Regions from separate parts of the Mus musculus genome. Here regions 1 and 2 are each linked to region 3. Evidence: chromatin loops called from intact Hi-C (ENCODE). Cell type or tissue: left cerebral cortex. All regions are shown on one strand. Links, peaks and the distances in the headings refer to the core of each region. The heading gives the core; the rest is flanking DNA.

Region 1 (7,212 bases), core at 1,123-6,122, 140 kb before region 3:
ATGGATCAATTTGCATTCTTCTACATGCTAACTGCCTGTTGAGCCAACACCATTTGTTGAAGATGCTGTCTTCTTTCCACTGGATGGTTTTAGCTCCTTTGTCAAAGATCAAGTGACCATAAGTATGTGAGTTCATTTTGAAATGCTTTAAAGGATAACAGAGAACTTCTGAAATTGGCAACTACTTCTGTTGAAGAACAGGCAGCTATTGATAGGGGTTAGTCAAGAGATTCCCAAAATCTTAGAATCATATGTAGGATTGAAAAGAATTTAAAAAGACACTTCCAACTTATCTAAAATATCGCAGAGAAAGATATTGCCTAGAGTAAACAATAGAGAATATTCTTGAGTTTCATGTGTTTTGGAAATTGTATCTTGTATCTTGAGTATCCTAAGTTTCTGGGCTAATATCCTCTTATCAGTGAGTACATATCATGTGAGTTCTTTTGTGATTGGGTTACCTAACTCAGAATGATATCCTCCAGGTCCATCCATTTGCCTAGGAATTTCATAAATTCATTCATTTTCATAGCTGAGTAGTACTCCATTGTGTAAATGTACCACATTTTCTGTATCCATTCCTCTTCCCTTCTTAGAATTGGGAACAAAACACCCATGGAAGGAGTTACAGAGACAAAGTTTGGATCTGAGTTGAAAAGATGGACCATCTAGAGAGTGCTACACCAGGGTATCCGTCACATAATCAGCCTCCAAACGCTGACACCTTTGCATACTCCAGCAAGATTTTGCTGAAAGGAGCCTGATATAGCTGTCTCTTGTGAGGCTTTGCCAGTGCCTGGCAAACACAGAAGTGGATGCTCACAGTCAGCTATTGGATGGAACACAGGGCTCCCAATGGAGTAGTTAGAGAAAGTATCCAAGGAGCTAAAGGAGTCTGCAATCCCATAGGCGGAACAATATGAACTAACCAGTATCCCGAAGCTCGTGTCTCTAGCTGCATATGTAACAGAAGATGGCCTAGTTGGCCATCACTGGGAAGAGAGGCCCCTTGGTCTTGCAAACTTTATATGCCCTAGTACAGGGGAACGCCAGGGCCAAGAAATGGGAGTGGGTGGGTAGGGGAGTGGGGGATATGGGGGACTTTTGGGATAGCATTTGAAATGTAAATGAAGAAAATACCTAATAAACAAAAAAATTTTAAAAATCAAACTATGTTTATGTGAGAAATTTGAAATATAAAGCTGAAATGTATCCTCAAAAAAAGAAAAAAAAGAAAAAAACAAACAATAGAGAATATTAAATCACCACTTTCTTTTTTTTTTTAAATTAGGTATCTTCCTCATTTACATTTCCAATGCTATCCCAAAAGTCCCCATACCCTCCACTTTCTTACCAAATGAATCTCAAACTTATCACTCAGCCATTGAAATAAGGGCTAAATAATGTAAGACCAAAATTATTTTTAGAACTGTGATTAACAGTAGGCTCTTCTTATGGTTGGGAAAGAACATTAAAAAAAAAAAAAAAAAAAAAAAAAAAAAAAAAAAAAAAAAAAAAAAGGGTAGCCTCCTCAAGACTATAGCACTCTACTTTCCAGGACCTTTGGCTTCCAGACAAGGTGATACCTGTAAATAAGACAAAGAGAAGGTTGCATCCTGATAAATGATGCTATGGGTTTACCCAAATCTTTTAACGGCCTAATGTTCCTAGCTTTAAATAATTAACCCATTATATTCTATCTAGTCTGAATATGTTTATAATATAATCAATGATAGAAAGTCAAACAAATCTTAAATAAATTAAAATTAAGTATTTCTGACCCTGTGGTATCTGATTTTAAGGCAGATTGTAAACCAGTATAAGAAGCGCTAGTAATGATAAACTAAGATGAAATACCAGTAAGTTCATGTAAATATCAAAAAACATCATAATAATAAATTTAACCTTCTTTGGTTAAGTCAGTTTCATTGTGATACATTTTATATATAATGTTAACCTATCAATGTTTAAGTGTAAATTCATTATGATCAGATTATCCATATATGTCATTATAAGTAACAATAATATGCAATGTTCTCATGATCTTGAATAGTGCTTTTACAACATTCACAGTCAACTCTCTCCCCAGCTTTGAACTCAGGATACCACAGAGCAGCCCTCTGTTACAATAATTTTGTCATCTCTGTAGTTTACACAAATGTGATCCAACAGCATGGAAAATAGCTTTTCTGGCTCCTTTTGTTAAGCAAAGTATATAAAACTCATCCATGCTAGCAGCTGTCTGAATTTCATTCCCATTGATTGCTGAACACTATCCCACCACATAAGCATGTCCCAGCTCTTTGTCCATTCAGCAGTTGGTGACTAAGCTTGGCTGTAGCCAGTTAGCAATTACTGTGCATAGAATTGCTATAATTATTTTAGGAGTAGTCTTTGTGTGAAAGTACATTTTTATTTTTGGAAGGTGAAATCTCTAAAAGTAGAGCTGTTCTTCTCTATTATGTTTAACTTTAAAAAGACAAGCCAAAAAATTTTCAAATGGATGATGCCGTTTGAATTTTAAAGAAAAAAAAATTTACAAGAGGCCTAGTTACTCTGGTCAGTATTTTCCTTAACACACGACCTGTTCAGTCTCTTTAGAATAAGTTGTTCGAGGATGTTCATGTTGGTATGTCAACATGGGCAACATTGTCCTCTAGCCCTAGCCAGTAACCAGTACTATGAACAAACAAGAAATAGAGGAGTGAAGAGCTCAACTGCATCCCACTGGCATGTGCCTTCAAGAACAAGTATCAAAACATAAGACCTGTGGTGGTTCCTCCAATTTAAACTACCACATTCTACTCCCTGGCCTCCATAGGCTCATAAAATAATAATAATAATAATAATAATAATAATAATAATAATAATAATAATAATAATAATAAAAATAATAATAATAATAACCATTTAGTCCAACTCCATAAGTCCCCGTAGTCTTTCAGTCTCAACACATAAAATTCAAGTCTTTTCTGAGTCTCGAGACAATCGGTAATCTCCCGTAAAATCAAAAATCAAAAAATCAAATCATGCACATTCAACATACACACACAGAATATATATTACCATTCCTAAAGGATATGATATCCCTGAGGACTGGCTTTTATTTAGTATCAGAAGGCACCAAACAAGCTTCCAAAGGAGGGAGTCATGTAAACACCCTACCTAGCTATAATGCTGTGCAGAATAGTTTTATGGCAATTTGATACAACTTGTCATCTGAAAGAAGTGAACCTCAATTGAAAATATGCCTTCAAAAACGTGCGCTGTAGGCAGGCAAACAGAGCATTTTCTTAACCAGAGATGAGATGAGAACCCAGCCCATTTTAGGTGGTGCCACCCCTGGTTAGGTAATCCTGAGTTCTATAAGAAAGAAGAATGAGCAAAACAAGAGGAGCAAGCCAGTAATGTAAACTTCTTCCTGTCCTCTGCATCAGTGTCTGCCTCCAGATTCCCACCTGGTTTGAATGCTGCCTTGGATTCCCACAATCAACTAAGACTTGGGATGTGTAAACCAAATAAACCCTTTTTTTTCTCCAAATTGCTTTTCCTCATGGAGTTTCATCATGGCAATAGTAGTCCTGACTTAAACAAACACTTATGAATCATATCAGTGACCAACATCGCATAACCCTAAGGGAGCAGTAGTGTTGCACACACTTTGGCAAAGAACAAAAGTAATCCAATTAGACTTGAAACTACTTAATAATAGAAATGACCAGTTTCTGTCCATGCCCCTGAGGTGACCCTGTGCTACAGCTCTCCATACCCAAAACCCTCCAGGAGAGAGCTGGTCTCCCAGGTGTGTTGACAAACCTATGAGAACAGGTAAGACCTACACTTCTGCTCAAATTCTGCCCCAAGAGGGGCCCAACCAGAGCCATCAGGACACAGGAACCTAGGAAAAGCTGGGAACAGGTTCCTTCCAGTTTCTGTTTGCTCCTGGAGCTGACCCTGTGCCACATCTATCCATACCCAAATTCCTTCCAGATAGAACTGGTCTCCCAGGAGTGTTGACCTGGAGGCTTACAGGAGGGAAAAGCCACAGTCAGAGACAGCAAGGCCAGCTAACACCTCAGATAAAGAGAGGCAAGGGCAAGAACAAACAGAAACCAAGGTTAATTGCCATCATCAGAACCCAGTTATCCCACTACAGCAAACCCTAGATACCCAAACACATTTGGGATTTAAAATCACTTCTCATGGTGATAATAGAGGACTTTAGGAAAGACATAAATAATTCCCTTAAAGAAATACAGTAGAACACAGGTAAACAGGCCAAAGTCTTTAAAGAGGAAACACAAAAATCCCTTTAAAAATTATAGGAAAACACAAACAAAAAGGTGAAGGAATTGAACAAAACCACCCATGATCTAAAAATGGAAATAGAAGCAATAAAGAAATCACAAAGGGAGACAACCCTGGACATAGAAAACCTAGGAAAGAGATCAGGAGTCTTAGATCCAAGCATCACCAACAGAATACAAGAAATAGAAGCCAGGCATAGTGGCGCACTCCATTAATCCCAAAACTCAGGAGGCAGAGGCAGGCAGATTTCTAAGTTCACGGCCAGCCTGGTCTACAAAGTGAGTTCCAGGACAGCCAGGGCTCTACAGAGAAACCCTGTCTCGAAAAAAAACAAAAAACAAGCAAAACAAAAACAAAAACAAAAACAAAGAAGAAAGAGAGAGAGAGAGAGAAGAGAGAATCTCAGGGGCAGAAGATACCATAGAAAACATTGACATAACAGTCAAAGAAAATGCAAATGCAAAAAGCTCCTAACCTAAAACATTCAGGAAATCCAGGACACAATGAGAACAAACCTAAGGATAATAGATATACAAGAGAGCAAAGATTCCCAACAGTTAATATCTTGAACAAAATTATAGAAGAAGACTTCCCTAACCTAAAGAAAAAGATGCCCATAAACATACAAGAAGCCTACAGAACTCCAAACAAATTGTACCAGAAAAGGTATTCCTCTTGTCACATAATAGTCAAAACACTAAATGCACAAAACAAAGAAAGAATAGTAAAAGCAGTAAGGGAAAAACTCAAGTAACATATAAAGGCAGACCTATCAGAATTACACCTGACTTATCAATAGAGACTATGAAAGCTCAAAGACTGGACAGATGTCATACAGACCCTAAGAGAACACAAATACCAGCCCAGGCTGCTATACACAGCAAAACTCTCAATTACCAAAGATGGATAAACCAAGGTATTCCATGACAAAACAAAATTTCCACAATAACTCTCCACAAATATAGCTCTACAAAGGATAAGTTGAGACCATATCCAGAGACTAGGCAACAATGATTTCATGAAACTCGCAGTCAAATGGATGGATGTAGAAAATATTATCCTCAGTGAGGTAACTCAGTTACAAAAGAACACACAAGGAATGTATTCACTGATAAGTTGATATTAGGCAAAGAGTGTGGACTACCCACGGTACAACTCACAGACCACATGAAGCTCAAAAGGAAGGAAGACCAAATAGTGGATGCTTCAGTTCTCCTTAGAAGGGGGATGAAAATAATCAAGGGTTAGAACAACTTTGGAGGAAGACAGGAGGGAAAAAAAAAGAACAGAATCTGGTATTGGAGTGGAGGAGATGTAAACAGGATTAGAAAACTGAACAGAGATGTGTAGCAATGGGGGATGGGGAATTGGGGGTAGCAAACAGAAAGTCCAGACGCCAGGAAATCAAGAACCTCCCACGACCCTACAGGGATAACATTAGCTGAAATACCCCAGAAACGGGAGAGGGAACATGTTGAGACCATATCCAGAGATTAGGCATGGCCCCATGATTGAGTGATGAGGCTACCCACCCATCTCCAAAAATTTAACCCAAAATTGCTCCTGTCTAAAGGAAATACAGGGACAAAGAGTGGAGCAGAGACTGAAGAAAAGGCCATCCAGAGACTGCCATACCTGGGGATCCTTCTCACATGCAGACACCAAACCCAGACACTGATGCTGAAGTCAAGAAGTGCTTGACAGGAGCCTGATACAGCTGTTTCCTGAGAGGCTCTGCCAGATCCTGACCAATACAGATGTGGAGGCTGGCAGTCAACCATCAGACTGAGCACAGGGACCTCAATGCATGAGTTAGGGGAAGGACTGAAAGATCTGAAGGGGCTTTATCTGGTATGAATGGGAGGAGAGGCCCTTGTTCCTATGAAGGCTTGATGCCCCAGTGTAGAGAAATGCTAAGGCAGTGAGGTGGGAGTGGATAGGTGGGTGTGGGAGCACCCTCATAGAAGCAGGGTAAGGGGGAATGGGATAGAGGGGTTCCAGAGGGGAAACCGGGACAGGGGATAACATTTGAAATGTAAACAAATAAAATATCCAATTTTAAAAAATTAGGGAAACCATACCTACTACTGAAAACCTAGACAACTACTCAGTGTTAATGAAGTTGATGCCTACCTAGAAATGAAATAAAATTTCTGCTATTGTATTTGGTGCTTTTTGTTTAATGTACATTCACTGAATTTATAAAAATGTACATAAACACAAAAGAAAAATCAATATTTTTATTAATACTACAAACTGTAAAATGATAACAGGCTAACAGTAGTTGATAGATAAAAAAACTTTCTACCTAGTTTCCTTTTTGTATTAACTGAAAAGAACTACATTTCCATAAAAAAGGATACATGGAGGCATAGTCAGAGAATATTAGACGAAAGTAAGTTGAAAAGCTAGTAGGGTGAATTCTAGATTCTGTAGCTCCGTATCTAATGTTAAAAGATTTTGATGGTTCTTCCCTTCAGATTTGTTGCCTACAATACACTTCTATTTCTTGGGCTGGTTATACTCCTTCTGTGTACTTTTTATGAGGGCTAACATTGTGTTTTTAAGTTTAAATTACTGTGCTTAAGAGATCTATAAAACCAAAATGCCTCTAACCTGTAAGTCCCACTTGACCAAAGACAGATAAGTTCCTGGAATGCTGGGGACTGTTGTTGATATAAGATTTTTAAAAATCTGTTTTCACTTCTACAAAAAAGCTTTGTTGCCCCAATGACACAGGTGTGTTTGATCAAACATAGGCAGGAGGTACATATAGGAAGAAGTTATACCTGGATATATGCTTGTTCTTGATTGGACAAAGATGGGAAGCACATAACCTTCTGGTTGTTGCCTTTATAAGCCACTGACTATGGTAATTTGGTGCCATACTCTTGAAATTTATGC
Region 2 (7,212 bases), core at 1,283-6,282, 150 kb before region 3:
TATAAAATTAAAAACTGAGTTTATAACACATCTCAATTTCCTAAAATACATTAGAGAACTTTCTGAAAAATACACAGCTAGACAAAATTTAATGTGTTTTTATTCTGTGCAAAAATATCTAAAAGCAGTAAGTTAAATATTTACAATAAACCTCAGAGAGTTCAAGGAATTGAAAACAAAACTTATTGCTATATCTTTGAGTCAAAACTGACTATGACCTGTTCATGGTATGTAGTGGCTAGACTAATCCTTTCCTAAAGCAGATGTGTTTGGGAAGAAATAAAATTCATAACACAAGCTTTGTATGGTATAACAAAAACAAGCAATAATGCGATTACATGTATAATTGTTTCTTATATGTTTTATCAAGGAACAATTTCTATCAGAACAAATGACATGAATTTGTTATTTTTCCTTCCTGGTGACAAGCTTCACATGGCTTCAGAAGAACATCTGAGATTAACTGCTGTCTAGTACACTATAACTGCAGTTTTTGCTTTATAAGGAACTGTCTCCAATCAAGGGCATATTAGAGGCTATGTTTGTAGACCATCTAAACTAACACATAAAGGCAAAAAGTGGTTTTTGTTCTCAATTTCCTTCTTTACAGATCTGTGTAAATTTAAAAACAAACAAGCAAACAAACAAAAACCATCCACAACTGGGACTTTGATTAATGGTGATTCTAACAGATTGTTTTACTTAGTTTCTCAGTTTATCTTCATAAAATATCAAAGCCACACCTCTCCCACATCTTTTGAAGACTCTGCTTGCATCCCAGGATTCTTCTATTCTGCTGGAGTTTCTTCTTGTGGTTTTAATATCAGCTTCTTTGGCATGCTAAGTGGATATTAGGAAAAAACTCATAATGCCCACGATACAACTCACAGACCATATGAAGCTCAAGAATAAAGAAGACCAAAATGTGGATGCTTCAGTGCTTCTTAGAAGGGGGAACGAAATAATCAAGGGAGGTAGAGGAAGGGAGGAACTTGGGAGGGATAGAGAAGAAAGAGGGGAAAGGAAAGACAGAATCAGGTGTGAAAGGGGATGAGGGAAGATGTACAGAGGGTCAGGAAATTGAACAGAAGTGTGTAGCAGTGGGCGATGGGGATCTGGGATTAGCAACCAGAAAGTCCCAGATTCCAGGAAAACAAGAGGCTCCCAGGACCCAACAGGGATGACATTACCTGAAGTACCCAACAAAGGGTGAGAGAACCTATAGAGAATATATCCAGTGATTAGGTCTCTGGATGAGGGATGGGGCCACCCACTCATCTCAAAAATTTTAACCCAAAATTGCTCCTGTCTAAAGAAATTACAGGACAAAGAATGGAGCAGAGACTGAAGCACAGGCCATGGTGGTACTATACTTTCACTGTTTGGCCTTTTCTTTTTTTTCTGGGTGGTTTTGATATTGGTGACTAACAGCTTTTACAACCTGAAGATGCTGCCTGTGCAGCCAAGTCACTTGACATCTAAAAACCTGGGCACTAACTTTGTTCTGTTTGTCTTATGATTTTGAGAAACTTAGTTAATTAGTAACTTTTGATAGATAAAAATAGTTGTATTAACCCCAGACAAAATTTAATGGAAAAGTTAAGCTACATGAAGTCCAAAGCCCACTGAAGCTCCATTAACCACATACATAAAAATGGAAGCTGACATCCAGGAATCTCAGTTGCCATCTGTTTTTCACATTTATTTCAGTGGTCAAATGTCTCCAAGTGTCCTGCCTATGAATGTTAAGACGGTTGGCTCTGCTTCCACCATTCTGTAAAATGAGGCCTCTCAGGCCAAGAGGAAGACTTGAACAACCACAAACTTTTAATTAGGCAAGGTTGATTAGAGAAATATGTTTTATTTTCAACTCACTGAAGAACATCAAACAATCCCCTGTTGTCTGAGAGATAGAAATGTTGCTGAAAAGGGAAAATATAAGATTGCTTACAGAGAACAATGAGGGAAAACAGGTAAGCTTCATATCTGAAGTCCATAAGCCCAAAAGCATAATACATTTTCAATGCTTAAAGTAGCATAGGCATTGGCTGCCATGCAGTGTATGCATATGTTGTGTGACTCCTCCAAGAGCAGCTGCTGCTGACATGGGTGTGTCCTCTCAGTTCTCATAACTTCTGGTCATAACTGGAACTCAGCAGTTTATGTGTTGCATATAACCATATTATTTCAGTTTAGAAAAGACTCTCCCTTACAATGAACTTTATTTTACTCTTCTGAAATGCAGTATTTTCTTGTAATATAAGCTGATAAAAGCAAGGCATGTAATATGCATGAAATAAATACTATATATTATTAAAGCAGTAAAAATCCTTATCTTTTCAGAAAGGCAGATTATAGAGCTTAGATTTTTTTTTCCTAAGCTAGCTGGGATGGTACAGACCACTGGATCAATGGCTTGGCTCTTCTTTTAAAGGTTAATGTCATTAGAATATGAGTTTTCAAATGTATTGAATTTTAGAGATTTTTTTATTGATTGTGACAATTTCCAACATGAAGTCAACATGGAATCAAGGCTAGCACATAAATACATAGGATGGTTTGCTCCTGGTTGTACCATAAATTCAAAAAGATGACTCCAATTAGTTTTCATTGTGAATTCTTAGCTTTCAAAGGTAACTTTTCTTCTAGTCAATTTGATAGATGAGAAAAAATGCTGTTTTTACTTTTTGTTTGTGCCTAGTTTTCCACCCAAATAATCATCAAATTTTATTCTATTTCTTTCTATAATAGAGAAAACTTTATAGGAAAGTGCTGTTGGAAGTTTTTCACCGCAGTACTACAATGTGAAATTCTGTCCATCTAACAGCAAGTTGAGAGCAGAAACACAAGCACTCTGAACCAAGCCAGACAGAGCTACGAGTGCTGAGCCTACACCTGCCTGTTGAAATGCAGTCTGGTGGGCTGTATTTCTTCCTAAAAGAACTCAAAAGCACATCTCTAAAATAAACCAGTTCTTAGCTCCTAAAACATGTTATTTACAACAAAGGCAATTTTAACATTCTCTCCATTTATCAATTTCTTCACAATAAGAAAATACAGGAGATGTCTATGAAATCAATTCTGCATTCTGTCTCACCAGCCATGGATTCAATTGCATAATCATTGTGATTATATATATATATATATGCATTGCTCTAAGTATATGGGGTTTATGTTATGTAAGTTAACCATTGATAAAGCTGATAGTTTTTTTAAAAAATGATGTATCACTTTAAGAAAACTTCAAATAATACAGAAAAGTGCACTGAAAAACAAACAAAACAAAACAAAACACCAAAAAAACAAAAAATTCAACCACCCAGTAATTGACCCCTGTGTATCATTTCTTCACTGCCTAAATTTTGTGCTTTTCCCTATAAATTGCACACAATCAGCACTATGTATTAGACGTAATGGAACATAGCTCTTCATCATCCACAGTATGTTCTAAGTAGAAACCTTTTAAGATTCAGGAAATTAGTATCCTTCTATAAAGACCAGCCTAATACTAGCCAAAATTAACACATCAAAGACCAAAAGAGTGTTGTTAGAAATGTAGGTATTGGGGAGGGTATGGGGGACTTTTAGGATAGCATTGAAAATGTAAATGAAGAAAATACCTAATTTAAAAAAAATGTAGGTATTTGTTTACCATAAAATTTACTATGAATGCAATCTTGCTCTTTGACAAAAATAAGTCGCCAAAATATAGTTATCTAGTTCCTTTCACTATACTCTGCTCTCTGAATTCTCCCAATGAGTTTGTATTGACACCAAGTCCTGGGCTTGCTCCTTGAAACCATACTGTGGGTTAACAGCACCACCTGTAGGATAGAAAGGGCATCAGAGTGTAAGAAAGAACAGACTTGAACTGTCTCCCAGGTTCACCAAGAAACCAAATTTTGTGGTGTTTAATTTATTAATGAGAAGCTGTTCAACCGACTAATCCAACACTGTCCAACATTTCATAAAAACATATGTTAGCTTCAGTTATAGAAACATCCAGGGAGCATGTGGAGGGAAATGACCATACAGCTAAGAAAACTGACCATCTGCCAACTTCACACTAAGGCTATCTAAATGTTTCTCCATCCAGCTCCTTTTGCGTCATGTCTTTCTGTCATGACTCCTTCCTCCTGTCAGTTAAGCTCTGCATTTCCATACACATCAGGACACCCCACTTTTTACATTCTTTTTTAAACATTCTTTCCAATATAAGATAGTTAATGGCACTTGCTACTTAATTTGTCTTTGAAAATATCAATGCTAGTGGTCCCCAGGACCTCATAACTACCCTGCTCTTCACAAACATGGTTGCTGATAATTTTCTGACATATCTTTCCTTGTCAGATCTATATTTCTAGCTGACTACCAGACACCTCTACACAGGTGGGCTCTTATCTAGCCTGGCAGAAGCAGTCGCCTTCTCTAGCAGACTCTGAGACACTTAACCAGGAATTGTAGCAGATAGCCTTGGTACTGTTTGTATTTTGATGCTAATTCTGCTTCCCCAAGAGGGGTTGCCTGGGATGAGGAGTGACTCACTTACTCAGGTGACTTCATTAGGTGAACCTTCCCCTAATGAATAAAGACTTCAAGAAACCAATCACTGTGTGAGCTGGAAGGACTTTCCTGTCAGAAAGGGATGGTGGGAGAGGAGAGGAGACTTGACTGGTGAATGGAGATGGTGGAGACAAAATGTAGTTAGTGTAGGTCCCCAGTTCAGGTGGCAGATCTACTAGAATCTGCTACTGGAAGATTTGTAACTTAAAATAGCTTATAAATTAGGAAGCTAGTGGCTGTGCCCAGTGATTGTGTTACCTGTTGATTCTAAACTAAGTTTGTATGGTGTTTCTCTTCCTGCAGTGACTCAGCTGGGTTCCAGAGAGAATGGTAGGGCAGCTAGGTGGGGCATGGGTGCTTTTTTAATGTTTCACACTATAAGGAATGACACTGCTGTTCACCTGGTCAGCAATCATCTGTTCAACCTTCATGGCAGTAATTTTCTCTTTCATCAGATCCTACTTTCAAAGTCCACTGCAAATGCTCTCAGGCCCCGCTCCTTTTTTCTTTTTCTTTTTTAAATTTTTGTTAGGTATTTTCCTCATTTACATTTCCAATGCTATCCCAAAAGTCCCCCATACCCACCCATCCACTCCCCTAACCACCCACTCCCCCTTTTTGGCCCTGGCATTCCCCTGTACTGGGGCATATAAAGTTTGCAAGTCCAATGGGCCTCTCTTTCCAGTGATGGCTGACTAGGCCATCTTTTGATACATATGCAGCTACAGACAAGAGTTCCAGGTACTGGTTAGTTCATAATGTTGTTCCACCTATAGGGTTGCAGATCCCTTTAGCTCCTTGGGTACTTTCTCTAGCTCCTCCATTGGGGGCCCTGTGATCCATCCAATAGCTGACTGTGAGCATCCACTTATGTGTTTGCTAGGCCCCGGCATAGTCTCACAAGAGACAGATATATCTGGGTCCTTTCAGCAAAATCTTGCTAGTGTATGCAATGGTGTCAGCATTTGGAAGCTGATTATGGGATGGATCCCTGTATATGGCAATCACTAGATGGTCCATCCTTTCGTCACAGCTCCAAACTTTGTCTCTGTAATTCCTTCCATGGGTGTTTTGTTCCCATTTCTAAGAAGGGGTAAAGTGTCCACAATTTGGTCTTCATTCTTCTTGAGTTTCATGCGTTTAGCAAATTGTATCTTATATCTTGGGTATCCTAAGTTTCTGGGCTAATATCCACTTATCAGTGAGTACATGTTGTGTGAGTTCCTTTGTGATTGGGTTACCTCATTCAGGATGATGCCCTCCAGGTCCATCCATTTGCCTAGGAATTTCATAAATTCATTCTTTTTAATAGCTGAGTAGTACTCCATTGTGTAAATGTACCACATTTTCTGTATCCATTCCTCTGCTGAGGGGCATCTGGGTTCTTTCCAGCTTCTGGCTATTATAAATAAGGCTGCTATGAACATAGTGGAACATGTGTCCTTCTTACCAGTTGGGACATCTTCTGGATATATGCCCAGGAGGAGGTATTGCTGGATCCTCCGGTAGTACTATGTCCAATTTTCTGAGGAACCGCCAGACTGATTTCCAGAGTGGTTGTACAAGCTTGCAATCCCAACAACAATGGAGGAGTGTTCCTCTTTCTCCACATCCTCGCCAGCATCTGCTGTCATCTGAATTTTGGATCTTAGCCATTCTGACTGGTGTGAGGTGGAATCTCAGGGTTGTTTTGATTTGCATTTCCCTAATGATTAAGGATGTTGAACATTTTTTCAGGTGCTTCTCTGCCATTCGGTATTCCTCAGGTGAGAATTCTTTGTTCAGCTCTGAACCCCATTTTTTAAATAGGGTTATTTGATTTTTCTGGAGTCCACCTTCTTGAGTTCTTTATACATATTGGATATTAGTCCTCTATCCGATTTGGTATAGGTAAAGATCCTTTCCCAATCTGTTGGTGGTCTTTTTGTCTTATTGACGGTGTCTTTTGCCTTGCAGAAGCTCTGCAATTTTATGAGGTCCCATTTATCGATTCTTGATCTTACAGCACAAGCCATTGCTGTTCTATTCAGGAATTTTACCCCTGTGCCCATATCTTCAAGGCTTTTCCCTACTTTCTCCTCTATAAGTTTCGGTGTCTCTGGTTTTTATGTGGAGTTCCTTAATCCACTTAGATTTGACCTTAATACAAGGAGATAGAAATGGATCAATTCACATTCTTCTACATGATAACCGCCAGTTGTGCCAGCACCATTTGTTGAAAATGCTGTCTTTTTCCACTGGATGATTTTAATTCCTTGTCAAAGATCAAGTGACCATAGGTGTGTGGGTTCATCTCTGGGTCTTCAATTCTGTTCCATTGGTCTACTTGTCTGTCACTATACCAGTACCTTGCAGTTTTTATCACAATTGCTCTGTAGTACAGTTTTAGGTCCGGGATGGTGATTCCACCAGAGCTTCTTTTATCCTTGAGAAGAGTTTTTGCTATCCTCAGTTTTTTGTTATTCCAGATGAATCTACCGATTGCCCTTTCTAATTCGTTGAAGAATTGAGTTGAAATTTTCATGGGGATTGCATTGAATCTGTAGATTGCTTTTGGCAGGATAGCCATTTTTACTATATTGATCCTGCCAATCCATGAGCATGGGAGATCTTGTCATCTTCTGAGATCTTCTTTAATTTCTTTCTTCA
Region 3 (7,212 bases), core at 1,361-6,360:
AAATGCTTTTCTCCACTGAATTGTGCATGTCCTAATAGAATGTGCTGGACATAATGTAGTCTCACCTAGTGACTCAGGGACTGTAGTATTTGTGCCTGGACTAAAGGGTCTAATGCGTTCCATGTTTCACTTTCAACACTCCCTTGCTGTTGGAACACCTTTTGTTTCTTAGTGAGATAATGAGATTATTGAACAGCTGTGTTAAAAATCAGAACACCAAGCTTCTTGGGACTGAAAAAAAATCTAAGAGAATATGAGCCTGTTTGGGGCCCAAAGGTGTCTCCAATGAGCTGGTGACATGGCTTGCTTCTTCAGTAACTCAGAGTTCTCAGTTTTGTGATAAATAGTTAAAATAATTGGAAATAACCAGTTGAGCAAGTATAGGGGAGGGAAGGCATAGTGTCTCTATGTGCTAAGCATAAAAGAGTTAAATGTGTAATATGGGGTTTGCATTTGTCAAGAAAGCTGTATACATCTCCTTTGGATATAAGCTCTCGGAAAGAATCCAAGGGTTAAGAGCACTCAGTCTTAGGTTAAGAGTCTTCAGGAAGACCTGCGTTTGGATCCCAGCACCCATGCTTGCCCTGTGGCTCACAACTGCAAATGACTCCAAATCCAGGACATTCAATGCCTCTGGCCTATTTGGTCACCTGCATTAGGGTGCATGCACGCACACCACACACACACACACACACACACACACACACACTACCCAGCCAGTAAAATGGTTGGCACAGGAGCAGAAGGACCTGGATTCAGATCTCCATCACCCATGTAAAAACTCAGGCATGGTGGCCCATATCTACATCCTAGAGCTAGGGAGGTGAAGACAGGAGAGCCCTGGATCTCACTGGCCAGATAGTTTAACTGATCTGGAGAACTCCAGGGTCATTGAGAGACTCTGTTTCCAGCAAACAACATACCCCACAACCCTCTAAAAGCCAGCAAAACAAACAAACAAACAAACAAACAAATGCAAAATAAAAACAAACACAGGCAGAGTACAATGGGGGCAAGCACTCAATGTCAACCTTTGGACTCCAATCACATGATACACATGTCAGTCACTCAGGTTATCAATACTAAGCACCCAATAAATGTCCCTTCAATTAATGAAAAAATACAAGCACTTCATACTTTTTGACCATATTGGCAACATCTACAATTTTTTTCCCTGTTAATGTTGGAATTGTATTACTATCCAATTCATTATGGAAGTTCTGATGACATCACTGTGACTGACATCCACAGTGCACTTGCTCAAGAGGCTACATTTCTGGTTAACCTACTTTATGTTTCAACACTCTTCAGAGTGATTAATTATTCTATTTGTTTCTCCCATCTAGGAATGGGGGCATTTAAAACCCACATGACACTTTATAATGCATGAAATGCCAGATATGATGGTGGTATTGAAAGGCAGATGCAAGATAGAGGTTTTTAAATCAATCTGTCAGATCAAAGGGAAGTATATTCTTCAACTGATATTACCCTTAAAAGCCACAAAAAGTACCAAATTTAATGATGAGAACAAATTAACTGAACCTTCATCAGTCCATCAGTAAAACAATGATCTGAGGATAAGAAAAAAAATTGAATCCACCACAGAAGACAGTGGATTTGGGGTGCTGAGAGGGATGATCAGAAGTTTTCCTTTGAATTTTTAAGTGACTCGTGTGTGTTTGTGTGTGTGTGTGTGTGTGTGTGTGTGTGTGTGTGTGTTGTATACATGTGCGGCTGGAGAGATGCCTCAGAGGATAAGAGCATGTAGTGAACTTCTAGAAGATCTAAGATAGATTCCTAGAATCCATGTCACAAGGCTCATAACCACCTTTAACTGCATTTCTAGGGAATATGAAAATCTCTGACCTCTCTACATGCACCTACACTCACATGTGTATAGCCACACAAAGACAAGCACATGTACACATGATTAAAAATAACTGAATAAATAAATAAATAAATAAATAAATACAGATTTGGGAGCAGCGACAGTATTTTCCCAAGAGGGATGACTCTAACCATTGCATATTCTTTGCTGTTACAGCTTATCCATCTTGGCTCCTGTCCTTACTGTGTGGCTTCACAGTTTTAACAATGACTCCATCCAAAGGTCTCCCCTTCCTCATGTTTCTAAATTTCCCAGTGCCAGAATTATCTGCTTGTTTCTTGGTTTGGGTCTGGTGGACAGGATGATCAACATTAAGTGTATCTGTAAGTCTCAACTGCCTACTCTGGGGTTCTATACCCAAGCCTGACTCCCCCATGGCTTATGCAGCCATGGACTGGATAGATTATGTGTGCCCTCTATATAATACCTATGATAAAACTTAATTTACAAATTAGGCACTAGCAATCAGCCACAACTACTACAAATAAAATAGAACAAATGTATGAATTATGTTGGGAATTTTCCATTCAATAGTTTCTGTCCACAGATAACTGTGGGTAACAAAGGGCATAGAGAACAAAGACATGAACAGGGGTGACTACTTGTATAGCAAAGTCCTGTTCCACAAGCTGGGTGACTACTTAGTCTGTGAGCCAGGCTAAGGCCTAAAATGCCCTGCTCTGATTAATAAATCCCTTGGAAGTTCTGAATATGCTGTGCAGCCAGCGTGTCTGATCTGTCTGTGCTCTCTGATAGAATAATTCTTGATTCTGGCAGTCCATTGAGTTAAAGTGGGGTCAACAGCCTGTTTAGAAAGAAGCACAATGTTTTACATCATTAAGGCTGGGAAATAGCCACAGACATTGAGTGGTTTTCTTTCTAGTCTAGTTCCTATGAAGACAAGATGTCAGCGACCCAAGGATGGCACCCTTAGTAATTTATTAAACCAATGCAAAGAAGGATGCTTTTTCCCGTTTGCATTCTTTCGTTCAGTATTTCTGGAGCCCCAGTACAGGACGGGTTCACGTGTGTCTCCGATGTGTTTTTTTTTTATTATAAGATTTATTAATCTATCTCGCGTCTATGTGAGGTCACTAAATCTGCACAGGGTGTGAGCCTGCGTGGAGTCTCTGGGAATTGAGTGACAGGACCTCTGAGTGCTCCGGCCCCGCCCCAGACATTTAGAGTTTTTTTTTTTTTTTTTTTTTTGGGGGGGAGGGTCAGGGTTTTGCTGCTTTTTTTTTTTTTTTTTTTAAGAGTAGTGTTTAGTGCTCTTGAGTATTTTTATTTAAAATGCTAGGGTTTTATTTGGGGGGTTTAAGAGTGTTAGGGTCGCCAGGCAGGGGTGGCACACGCCTTTCATCCCAGCAGCGCTTGGGAAGAGGCAGAGGCAGTGGATCTCTGAGTTCGAGGCCAGCCTGGGCTACAGAGTGAGCTCCCACACGATAAGCACACGAGACTTTTTAATTTTATATAAAAATCACGGCCGCCCGCCCGTGTCTCTGCAGACGCGGATTTCTCCGGGGGTGGGGGGGCGGTTTCAGTCTCTGGGGGCCCCAGGTGGCCCGGCGAGTGGACGTCATCCTTCCCTGGGGGTCGCAGTCCCCCACCCACGGCGGGCAGGCGGGCGGGCAGGAAGGCGGGTGGGCAGCTCACCGCCATCTGTGAGGGGAGCCGAGGCGCCCTCTGCTGGCCTGTGGGTGTCATGGCGGTGGCAGGGCGCGCCCTTCCGTTTCCCAGGACCCCCACGAGTGGGCGGGGAGGGCGTCAGCTAAGACCAGAGTGGGGTCTCACCTGAGTGAGCATGAGGCGGGGGCGGGGCCTGGGGCGGCTGCAGGCATCAGCGGCGGCACCGCCCCCTCGGGGTGATTGACACGATGGAAGGGGAAGCCGGGCCCCGCCCACCGCGCGGCGTGGACCTGAAGCCTCTGTATTCCTTTATAGAGGGAAAAAAAGCCTCAGACACTGCCTCTTGTCAGACATGGACGGTGGGTGTGTGTGGGGGAGGGGGGGGGGAAGAAATCCAGCCTTCCATTGGAAGGCGCGGCTGTCAGTCACAGCCGGGCGGGCGGGACTTCTGGCGCTATTCCCTGCTCCTGGAAATAGCAAGTGGGGAAGCTTCCTGATTGAAAGCCGCTGCCGTCAATCACGACCGAGCGGGCGGGACTTCCTGCCACAGACTGGAACTCTCACGTGGCGCGGGTGCACAGAACTGAGCCTTCCGTTTTCCCGCCTCTACCACCCGAAAACTGCCCGGCAAGGGTCTCTCCGCCTTTGTGAGCGCCGCTGTCCCGGGGACCGCGGATTGGAAGCAGGAAGTCACTGGCCGCGGACAGAATCTCTCTCTCCTTCCATCTCAGGTCAGTGCAGGTGCGGGCACGCCCCTGCCTCAGCCCCTAGGCATGCTGGGAGTTGTAGTTCTGTCCCAGTTTTGGGTTCTCTGAGCCCCGCTCCCCTCTTTTTTCTCTAAGACTGGGTTGTTATTTTTTTCTAATTACTTTTTATTTTTAATTTTTGAATGTTTAAATTTTATTTATTTATTTATTCATCTATTTATTTCTTTATTGAATTTAATTTTGTTTTTTCCCATAGTTGGTGTCTCTGGGCTTAACCCTGAGACAGATGCTCTGGCGCGCCACCCGGTGGCGACAGGTTATCACTGCAACACTCCCCTTTTGTGTGTGTGTGTGTGTGTGTGTGTGTGTGTGTGTGTGTGTTTGTTTTCGAGACAAGGTTTCTCTCGCCCCTTTGTGTGTGTTTGTGTGTTTGTTTTCGAGACAAGGTTTCTCTGTGTAGCCCTGGCTGTCCTGGAACTCACTCTGTAGACCAGGCTGGCCTTTAAGTCAGAAATCCACCTGTCTCTGCTTCCCCAGTGCTGGGATTAAAGGCGTCCGCCACTACCACCTGCCTGGTTTTGGTTTTTTTGTTTGTTTGTTTGGTTTTTGTTTGTTTGTTTGGTTTTTCCCCAAGACTTGGTTTCTCTGGATTTAACCCTGAGACAGTTGCTCTCGCACGCCACCCGGTGGCGACAGGTTGTCACTGCAATGCTCCCGCTCGCTTTTTGTTTGCTTTTTGTTTTGTTTTGTTTTTTGTTTTTTTTTTGAGGCTGGGTTTCTCTGTGTAGCCCTGGAACTCACTCTGTACTCTAGGCTGGCCTCGAACTCAGATCCCACAGTTAAGAGACTTTTAATTGTAAAGACTTTGGATTTTAAAAGATATTGGATATTTTTAAAGGATTGAACTTTTAATATGTAAAGACTGGGACTTTTAAGAACTAAGGGTTGAGGCTTACTAGTGATGTGTTTGTGTGTCAAGTTGACAAGGGGTCAATTGTACTGGCTGGTTGTGTGTCAACTTGACACAGCTGGAGTTACCACAGAGAAAGGAGCTTCAGTTGAGGAAATGCCTCCATGAGATCCAGCTGTAAGGCATTTTCTCAATTAGTGATCAAGGGGGAAAGGCCCCTTGTGGGTGGGACCATATCTGGGCTGGTAATCTTGGTTCTATAAGAGAGCAGGCTGAGCAAGCCAGGGGAAGCAAGCCAGTAAAGAACATCCCTCCATGGCCTCTGCATCAGCTCCTGCTCCCTGACCTGCTTGAGTTCCAGTCCTGACTTCCTTGGTGATGAACAGCAGTGTGGAAATGTAAGCTGAATAAACCCTTTCCTCTCCAACCTGCTTCTTGGTCATGATGTTTGTGCAGGAATAGAAAATGGAAAACAGGGTGTTAGGGGTCAGCGGACACCAAGCGAGACAGAGTATATAAGGATGTGATAACAGTAAGGAGCGTAATATATAACATGATAATAATATATGGTATAAACATATGCTTTTATGACAATTTTTCATATTTAAAATAATAAAAGCAATAATAATAATATTTTAAATTTTAAGTTCAAATTTATATTTTCCTGGATGTATGCATCCGCAGTCTGGAGTTTGTACTTCTGAATACTTTTTTAAAAGTTTTTTATATAATAAAAGTGATCTGTAACGTGTGATAATAATATGTAGTGTATGTAACCCATTGGACAGTATATTACAATATAATAGCAGAAAAGTAATATGTAATATGTAGTATAATATACATAATATATAGTATATAATAAAATATATATTTTAAAATGATATATAATATAATATATCTAATATATAATAAAATAATTTTATACAAGATAAGTCCAAGCAAGGCCCACTGCAGAGCACAGTGGGCGGTTCCCAACACCCGGTGCCTCAGGCTCCATGCTCTGTACCACTCAGGCAGGTTTGCCTACCACAAAACCATACTCACACTGAGAAACAACAAAAACAGGAAGAAAATCCTGATGTCACGGCCACTTCCAGTTACGATATGGTCACTTCTGGTCTTGCTGTAGTCACTTCCTGTGATGACACGGTCACTTCTGGTCCCTTCTGGTCACAGTGTGGCCGCTTCATGTGACAACATGGTCACTTCCAATCAGGGTATAGTCACTTCCTGTCACCGTGAAGCTACTTCCTGTCCCCGTATTCTCACATCTGGTCACAGTATGGTCACATCCCATCATGGTGGAGTCACTTCCTGCATCTTAATTATGTCTATGGAATATAACGTATGTTTTATTTGTAAATATTTGTCTTTTTAAATTTATCAGTTTTTATACAAACCTTTAAATTTACACATATATTCACATATGTTCACTTATATATTGAAATTTGTATATATATATTTATCAATATTAATATACATATCGCATATATGTAAATGTAATATATTACAGATATAATGTAAATAATATAAATAGTTTAAGTATATATTTATGTTTATATACATAACAATATATATAATTATATATGACATATATTAAAATATTTATATATGTATTATATGTTTCATTTATATACATTTTATATTTATAAATATTATATAAATATTTATATATGAAATATACATATATTTCATATACTATAAATATGTATATTTACAATTAATAAAATTAAAATATATAAAATATGTATAAATGTATACACATATACATACATTATATATGAGCTTGGTACCTGCCATGTCAGTGTCCTGTGCATATATATGATGTAATGTATACATTATATATGATGTGATGTATACATTATATATGGTGTAATGTAAAAGTATACACATACATGTATATCTGTATATATGTTTAGGTATACACATATATATGCATATATATGTCTATGTACATATGTATATGCATGTATGCATATGTTATATATGTATGTATATATATAAATATATGTATACATGGCTATGTATATACATATATAAGCATATGTATATATAGGTATAGGTATACCTGTGTG

What was found. Hi-C counts contacts between places; a loop is a spot of excess contacts. Peaks named below come from ENCODE experiments on the same cell type or tissue, not always from the same donor. Only the 100,000 strongest peaks of a DNase experiment are listed, where the experiment ranks them.
Region 1: it touches region 3 in a loop (5-fold over the local background); 3 of 42 quality-filtered maps call a loop at or near these places.
Region 2: it touches region 3 in a loop (4-fold over the local background); 3 of 42 quality-filtered maps call a loop at or near these places.

What each region holds. Positions count from the first base shown.
Region 1 is chr1:7,530,482-7,537,693 of GRCm38, reverse strand. No RefSeq gene overlaps it. Among named protein-coding and RNA genes, the nearest start is that of Gm26901, 140 kb to the right of the region's middle. In left cerebral cortex, for the core only: no CTCF peak of the experiment used is centred there; DNase peaks (open chromatin) are centred at 2,305 and 3,370.
Region 2 is chr1:7,540,293-7,547,504 of GRCm38, reverse strand. No RefSeq gene overlaps it. Among named protein-coding and RNA genes, the nearest start is that of Gm26901, 150 kb to the right of the region's middle. In left cerebral cortex, for the core only: a CTCF peak has its summit at 3,841; DNase peaks (open chromatin) are centred at 2,080 and 3,885.
Region 3 is chr1:7,394,757-7,401,968 of GRCm38, reverse strand. It overlaps Gm26901 (a long non-coding RNA gene), which reads left to right and starts at 3,873. Exons shown (of 3, transcript XR_865172.2): 1 at 3,873-4,251. In left cerebral cortex, for the core only: CTCF peaks have their summits at 3,595 (motif pointing left), 4,492, 4,727 and 4,928; DNase peaks (open chromatin) are centred at 3,987, 4,259, 4,518, 4,896 and 1 more place; H3K4me3 peaks cover 1,796 bases; H3K27ac peaks cover 1,095 bases.